Linked DNA regions of Homo sapiens: regions 2 and 3 are each linked to region 1. The links are chromatin loops, found by intact Hi-C in ENCODE. Cell type or tissue: heart right ventricle. All regions are shown on one strand. Region 1 overlaps LOC124902736 (a long non-coding RNA gene). Region 2 overlaps ARHGAP42 (Rho GTPase activating protein 42). Region 3 has its middle 110 kb from the start of ARHGAP42.

Region 1 (2,500 bases):
TGCTTCCTTTCTGTGTGGTCAGTGGCTGCTTTGAAATCCAGCGGAGGCCACGCCCATGAGGGTTTCAGTGAGAGGTAAGAGAGGAACAGCACTTCCTCTTCTAATGCAGCTGCAAGCCTCTGAGCACACATGGGTGGAGTGTCAACAGCACTCTAGCTGTAATTGATTGTCATTATTGGTCGGAGGAGATTTCTTGTTCTAACTTTGAGTCATAGAGGTATAAAAATGTCTCGTGTCTAGAGCTTAAAATAACCCAAGTGAAACAATAGATGTTATTTCATTATTAGCATAGGACAGTGTCCGGCACATGGTAAGGGTTTAATAAATGATAGTCATTATCGTTATCACTATCATCCTTAATTTTATACTTGGGAAAGGTGTAAAGCCTAAAAGTTAAATTATCCTAAGTCACACAGCTCATAAATGGCCTTTGGCTGGCCATTTGATTAATATTGCTGCTATAATTTATTAGATTGAAAATTTGATTAGGGCTGGATTGAGGTAAATTTACTCAAAATTACTGTTGTATTTCCAGCATCTACAGCAGCACAGAAATATAACAGATACTTATGAATATTTGTTGAATGTGTGTGTGTGTGTGTGTGTGTGTGTGTGTGTGTGTGTGTGTGTGTGTTTAGCATGGCCTTTTTACCAAGGTAGACCTGGATTGAAATCCCAACTCCAGTACCTTCCAGATATTATACATAAATTTAGGAAAGTTAATCACTTTTCAGTTATAACTTTCCCACTTGTTAAAAATGAAGCTAATCAGGCTGGGCACGGTGGCACATGCCTGTAATCCCAGCACTTTGGGAGGCCGAAGCGGGCAGATCACCTGAGGTCAGGAGTTCGAGACCAGCCTGGCCAACACGGTGAAACCCCATCTCTACTAAAAATACAAAAATTAGCCAGGCATGGTGGCACGTGCCTGTAATCCCAGCTACTCGGGAGGCTGAGGCAGAAGAATCATTTGAACCTGGGAGGCGGAGGTTGCAGTGAACCGAGATGGCGCCATTGCACTCCGGCCTATGGTACAAGAGCGAAACTCCATCTCAAAATAAAGAAATAAATAAAACTTTAAAAGTGGGGCTAATCAGATTTAATACCTATTTCACATGCTTGTGGATAAGCTTAGATGGGGCAATACATGCAAAAACTATCATGCCCAGTATTGGTGGAGGCTGCTTCTTTTCATTTTGTCTCCTTTTCCTGTGCTCTTTATGAAGTTTTCTGTCAGAGTTAGCAAACATCATGATTTGCCACAAGAGGGCAATACTAAATTGAAATCAAAATCTGTGCTAAAAAATGTCTTTTCCTAAATTAAGTGATTACCTCTCTCCCTCTCCTTTTTCCTTCTCCCCACCCCTCATAAATGTAGTTAGTTGTTGAGTATTTCTTGCTTAGACTTCTGTTCTTTTCCTTCAACCCATTCATCCGAAATCTGTCATCATAATAAAATCTAGATTTGGCAGGGACTTTAGAAGTTATATTGTGCAGTGGCTCACACCTGTAATCCTAGCACTTTGGGAGGCTGAGGTGGGAGGATTGCTTGAGTTTAGGAGTTCAAGACCAGCCTGGGCAACATAGCCAGACACCATCTCTTAGAAAAAAGGAGTCATATTGTCACATAGAACAAATTCCACTCTCTGCAGCTATTCTTCCCCTCTAGTTGACCTTGACTTCTGCTTCTGTGTCCCCCTCCGTTAAGCTAACACAACAGCCCTGAGTGTTTGTGCTGCACTTTTCTTTCTGAGAAAGTGCCTCTTAATTATTCTAACTTTACCTCAAACTCAGCATAGGAGACTCAACCTAAAATGTATATTTCTTCTAAAAAAAATAACACTTCTGAGTTGTATAGGCTTAAATCTCAGAGTTATGTTGGATTCTACCTCATCCACAAAAATCACACTATATTTCCTTCCTTTATTTAATCTGCTTACTGCCCATCTGTTGCCCAATCTCATGTGTACTTACCCCGTCTAAATTCTCTTTTCTCATCTCTCAGTCATTTGACTTTTTGGTCTTCCAACCATTGCTCTTTAGTCCATCTATTGGATAATGAGCTCTTGGAATCCATAGACTCATACAATGTGGGCTATGTTCTGTACTCTTCCTGTGAGAGACTCCCATTTCCTACCCCCAGACAAAGCGAAGTTTCTTTTTCAACCCGGACTACATTTAGCATTTGTCTGTGCTTCATGACAACCATGGAGAGGAAGCAGGGAGAGCTGTATGCATTTGAGAGGGGCTCTACAATTTGTGAGAGCATTTTTTTTAAACTGGAAAAGACAATGTTACTAAGTCACATAGGCTCCTGTCACTAATGATGTGTACATTTGCCCATCAGAAATGCAGTGTCATACACCAACTAATTTTTTGAGAAATAGTGATGTTAAGAGCATTGTGTGTGACAATAATAATACTTCTAATAAGGCAGAATAAAAAGATCTCGCCCTCTAAGGGCTTAATCTGAACTTCATTTTTTGGCTGTCAGAAGAGT
Region 2 (2,500 bases), 170 kb after region 1:
AAAAAGAAGAGGCTATTCATATAGCACAATTCTCCAGAAACTTAAATTAATTTTCCCAATATATTTCCATAGGAAAAGTATTATTGCTGGTAAAAATGGAGAAAGATGAAAGTTATATTAAATTCAAGTAAGAGTTAGATCTAACTGATGAGGTCCAATGGGGTGGGATTCATAGTGGAACTCTGTCACTAAGTAGATCCAAAACATTCAAATGCTGAAGCAGCAAGTGATGTTCAAGTCAGAATTAATTGAATGACTAGTATCCAGATAGCCTTACATAGCATTTGTTTTTAGATGACAATATGTTTTTTTCAGTCGTTTGCTCACATTAAAGTGTATGAAGTAAAATGTATTCAGTCCTTGACTTCTGATTACTTATTAATGCAAGACGTGCTCGTGTATCCATCCTCTATACCTCGTGTGAGTTTTGGCCATTGAGATCTAGTTTAGTGGTGCTGTGGATTTGCTGACCTAGAGAAGAATGTCTATATTATGTAGCTATAGAGAGTTAAATTGGCCAGTACCAGGGAGTGAACCCCAGGCTAGCACCCCAGTTCCCCACCCCTTGCCAGAACTTCTTTCTAAGAAGCTATTGAGGAAGGAAGAACTAGATACAGTTTGGGACAAGGCAGAGAAGAGATGCTTGCTTGTAATCAATCACAAATTAGAACTGTGATGTGATTTTCAGCTGTGATGTGATTCAGTTGCAAATATGAATGGGAAAATAACCCATTCTTTTACGTCGAAGACGGTGTAGATAGCTTCTGCATCGATTATGATCATTTCACTTATTATTACCTACCTTTGTGGTCTTTCCACTTTGTATTGATTGTTTATATTGACATCTCAACAGGAAATTATTTTTGCAATGAACTGTACCATTTATGTTTTTTGTTGTAAATAGTGTAGCGTATTATAGCCTTAAGCAATTGCTTTAAATAGTACTTTAGAATATCAGAAGTATTGCTTTAAATAGTACTTGAGAATATATAACTAAATCTTTGCATCAAAACTGAGTGTTTTATTGCTTTGAAAATGAGAGGTAAGGAATTGTAATTTTTCTGACATTCGGATGTGTTAGCTAATGAGTTGCAAGATAATGGGACATATAGTCATTAATTAGTGATGAGCTGTGACTGGCACCAACATCACTGGATTTTAATCAAAACCTGGAAAGGGAAGTAGTGTAAAAATAAAATTGTTAAGAGACATACCTTTCAGATTTATTTTATTCCATTGCTACTTTTTTTAATGAATAAGTGTGGCAAGATTATCAGCAGTGAAAAGCAAGCACTGAAAATTCCTATCAGATAGCACTTGAAAATGCATGATCCATAGAAAATTATAATTCATGATTATGTGGGGGAAAAAAAGGAAATCCAAACATATTTGGAGAATCATTCTTCAAACCACATAAAAGCGTTTCTAGCCATTACTTTTGAATGATTTATGTGCACCCCCTTGTGGCTATTTATTAGAACCACTTGAAATAGCAAAAGAAAGTGACAGGAAACTTAATTGCCTGACTTAAATAACCTACCCACAGTAAAATGCATGGTAAATGCTATATTGTAAAGTATTACCAAATATCAGATTTGCTTTTCTTCTACTGAAAATAAGTGAAATCACCAGTAATTGTTTTTTACTTTAAATGTAAACCAATATCTATAAAAATAAGTTGTTCAAAGCCAAGGTTTAGGTAATGGCTAGTAATTATAAGTTAATTGTTTCTTAATTACCATAATAAGGTATCTTCAATAATTTATCTTATCAATATTTAGGGAGAGTCTTAAAATTGATTTTGTATTTTTTCTAAAGCATCTTAGTAAAGTCATGCAAAGTTGCACATTCCACAGATACTGTGGGATCCTGAATCTCCTGAACTCTGACTTGATTTTTCCCCCAAGTATTACCCTTTTGGAAGGAATTTCATCAAGCCTGTTTTGTGAATCCGGATGAAAGAGTTCCATATGAGCAAAAATTGCATTTCTCTACATTTATTTTTTAACTTTGCAAGGTTTGTCACCATCGTTGTACTCTAATTCACATTTTAAATAAGGGTTTCCTACCCTTTATATGACATTTTCCTTTCTTATGCAGTAGCAACAGTAACTCTTTTAATCCTACCAAAATTTTAACACCTTCTTGACTTCACACTTGGATTGCTTTAGAATTGGAGAGTTTAATCCATATGAGTGACCACTGTGTAGGGATAAAAGTCATGTATTCCCAGGGGGAATGTATAAAGATGAGGCTCACAAGCAGCCAAATTGGTTTGTAAATCCACTTAGTGCCCTTTGAGTGCTGGCATTTTCCATTTTGATCTCTTGAATTTAAATTTACATATTGTGAACAGCAGCCACTGACTGCACACAAAAGTGATAACATTTTTCAGAGGTAGAGCCAGGCATTTGTTATAATGGTTTATGGAAAAATGTAGGGTTATCTACTACTGCTAGGCCTCTGGATAAGTTCTGTTATTAATCTGGATTTCAATTTC
Region 3 (2,500 bases), 110 kb before region 1:
GAGTGACATGTCATATTTTATGGTATTTGTCTAAGAATGAATAATCTTGACTACAACCTTGCATATATTCTTAGATTGCCAGTTTTATATTCCCTTTGGATGCATATAGTTAAGATTTCAATATATATCCAAATAAATATGTTTGCTGTCATGCATAAGTAGTAGATATTGAACATCTATAAATTTACTTATTTTGTGTGTATTTAATTTCAGGATCATCTATCCATATGTGAATCTTTTTTAATTGATCATTTCTTAAAAAATAAGGTCATGGAAAGATAAATACATCTATGACTGTATTTCATAGGTACCACAGTGACATCTTGTGGGAAAAGCATGTTGAGTTGTTTCTGTGTGTTTTTGAGTATTTCAGAACTACATTTTCTATTGACAAAGAGGAAACTGTCATCTGACTGTGAATTTGAGATGTTGGCCATTAAAATATAGTCTTATACAAATTCAGGGTAATGGGTTTTTAATATCAATTTTCAATAAAATAATAAAATATTTCTGAAATATAAGTAGTCTAAATTGATGAAGTTATGAGAAACAGTCATGATAGCAAGAATGAAAGACTTTTAAATCAGTGAATTTTTAAAATAGTTGTTTCTGTTTTTAGAATGTGAATGAAATAATTTCCTCCACAGATGACCTTGGAATAATTTAATTTCAAAACAAACAGATGATGTTAGTTTTTCAACATTATGGAAACTCTTATTCCCCCCAGGATATCTTTTAAAAGTCTCAGTCAAGACTTATTAGCATAAGATTGTTTACCGAGTACAAAATAAATATCTATTGAGTGCTCACTATGTACAAAGAATTATGAAAGTCTTTAATCTTTTTTCTTAGTAAGATTTACTGGTTTGATAAACTGGCTAGAACATATTTGTTAACAAGGCTGAGGACTGATTTTATTCATGTGGGGATGAGTTTTCTTATTCTATTTCTTTGCAGGTAATATGACATCATCTTTTTAATGACCTTGTAAGTGAAACAAAAACTGAGTGCTTTTCTTTTCTACTTCTATTGTTCTATTTTCTTTTGTATTTCTTAAGCCAGAACTTTAGTACATAGATGTTTGTTGCATTGTTATCTATAATATAATGATTCTATATGCATTCACATATGTGTTATTTTACTGTTATTTTTAATACTATGAAACATTCTAAAAGGTTATATTAACTCAGGATGACAAAGCAAACATTCAAACTATTTTCCTTATATTTGATGTGTCTGCTAAGTCAGAAGAGATGTGATCATCGATTACAAAAGGGCCGCTGCCGGATACATCTATTTTATTTTCACTTACTTTATTGCTTACTTACTATGCATCAACACTAGAGGGCATCTGAGGACTGGGCTAAGTACAATGTGTTACTGTGAGTAAAACAAGCCTCTATTAAAATAACACTACAACATCTTCCATCAAAAGAGCTAATAGTGTTTGTGGCACAGATATTCAAAAATTACTTGATGATAGTTTTATAATGAACTTAGTAAATATGCATACGCTTCCTATTAGAATGTTAAATTAAAACACTCCTTTTCGATACAATGCAATAGCTAATTCTGTAATTATAATTAAATTTACAAATGCAAAGTATAGTAGTGGCAATTATGCATCAAATTGTATTTTCAGCTGCACCTGTCTATATTTTAAAAGTCGGTATGCAGTTGCAAACTACTGAACATCTGAGAATGAATACAGAATTAGCTGGGCAAGGCTATGGTCTTAATTATTATAAATACCCAGTCTGTCATTTTTTTAGCATATGTCACCCAACAATGATGTATTAAGTGCCTACTGTGTGTCAGGATACATCAGTGTTCTGGATTCACCTTCAAGGAGCTCAGCCTAGTAGAAGGGAGAGACAAGTAGACAGACAGATGAGGAAATGGGCCATAATAAACAGTGCAGTGATGGGGTGTGCACAGCAAGAGGGGGGAATCAGAACATAGAGGAAATGCTGCAGCCCTTCCAGGTAGTTTTCTTTTCCCTGGTATGTGCCTGCCTCAGACTATAAAGATAGAGGCTAAAGAATAAATGCTGACATACAAACGTGGTTTCAAATCCTGTTCCACCCTTTTACTAACTCTGTGACCTAAAGCAAGTCTTTTAGCTCCCCAACTTTGATTTCCTCTAAATGAAGCAGCAATGATAATACAGGCTACCACAGAGGATTGCTGTGCAGACCAAAGATAATGCCTACAATGCACTTAATGCAACAGCTGGCACTTAATACATGTTCACTATCATTATTACTATTATCACTTTCATGTAATGACCAACAGACCTGGAATACACTCCATGGTCCCAAGTTGGAGGCAACCAAGGTGGACACAGAGATCAGTTACTTTTATTGTTTCATGGTAGATGAGATCTGATGAAGGAGAATATGATGATCCTTTGGAAATAAAGGGATTGATGGTTACCCACAAGAACTTGGCTCCAATCTCTTCGCCATTCTAACCAGTAAATTTGTGTATTCTTTCTCAT

The links. Hi-C counts contacts between places; a loop is a spot of excess contacts. Peaks named below come from ENCODE experiments on the same cell type or tissue, not always from the same donor. Only the 100,000 strongest peaks of a DNase experiment are listed, where the experiment ranks them.
Region 2: a loop joins it to region 1, with 13 times the contacts of the local background. A loop is called at or near these places in 91 of 110 quality-filtered maps.
Region 3: it touches region 1 in a loop (5-fold over the local background); 57 of 110 quality-filtered maps call a loop at or near these places.

What each region holds. Positions count from the first base shown.
Region 1 is chr11:100,681,192-100,683,691 of GRCh38, forward strand. LOC124902736 (a long non-coding RNA gene) reads left to right here. Exons shown (of 3, transcript XR_007062860.1): 3 at 1-719. Among named protein-coding and RNA genes, the nearest start is that of ARHGAP42, 4.8 kb to the right of the region's middle. In heart right ventricle, a CTCF peak has its summit at 1,276 (motif pointing right); a DNase peak (open chromatin) is centred at 50; H3K27ac peaks cover 1,596 bases.
Region 2 is chr11:100,854,201-100,856,700 of GRCh38, forward strand. The region is part of intron 3 of ARHGAP42 (Rho GTPase activating protein 42); the gene reads left to right. Among named protein-coding and RNA genes, the nearest start is that of SNORD13I, 79 kb to the right of the region's middle. In heart right ventricle, a CTCF peak has its summit at 1,455 (motif pointing left); no DNase peak of the experiment used is centred here.
Region 3 is chr11:100,575,265-100,577,764 of GRCh38, forward strand. No RefSeq gene overlaps it. Among named protein-coding and RNA genes, the nearest start is that of ARHGAP42, 110 kb to the right of the region's middle. In heart right ventricle, CTCF peaks have their summits at 321 (motif pointing left), 1,343 (motif pointing right) and 1,542; no DNase peak of the experiment used is centred here; H3K4me3 peaks cover 341 bases.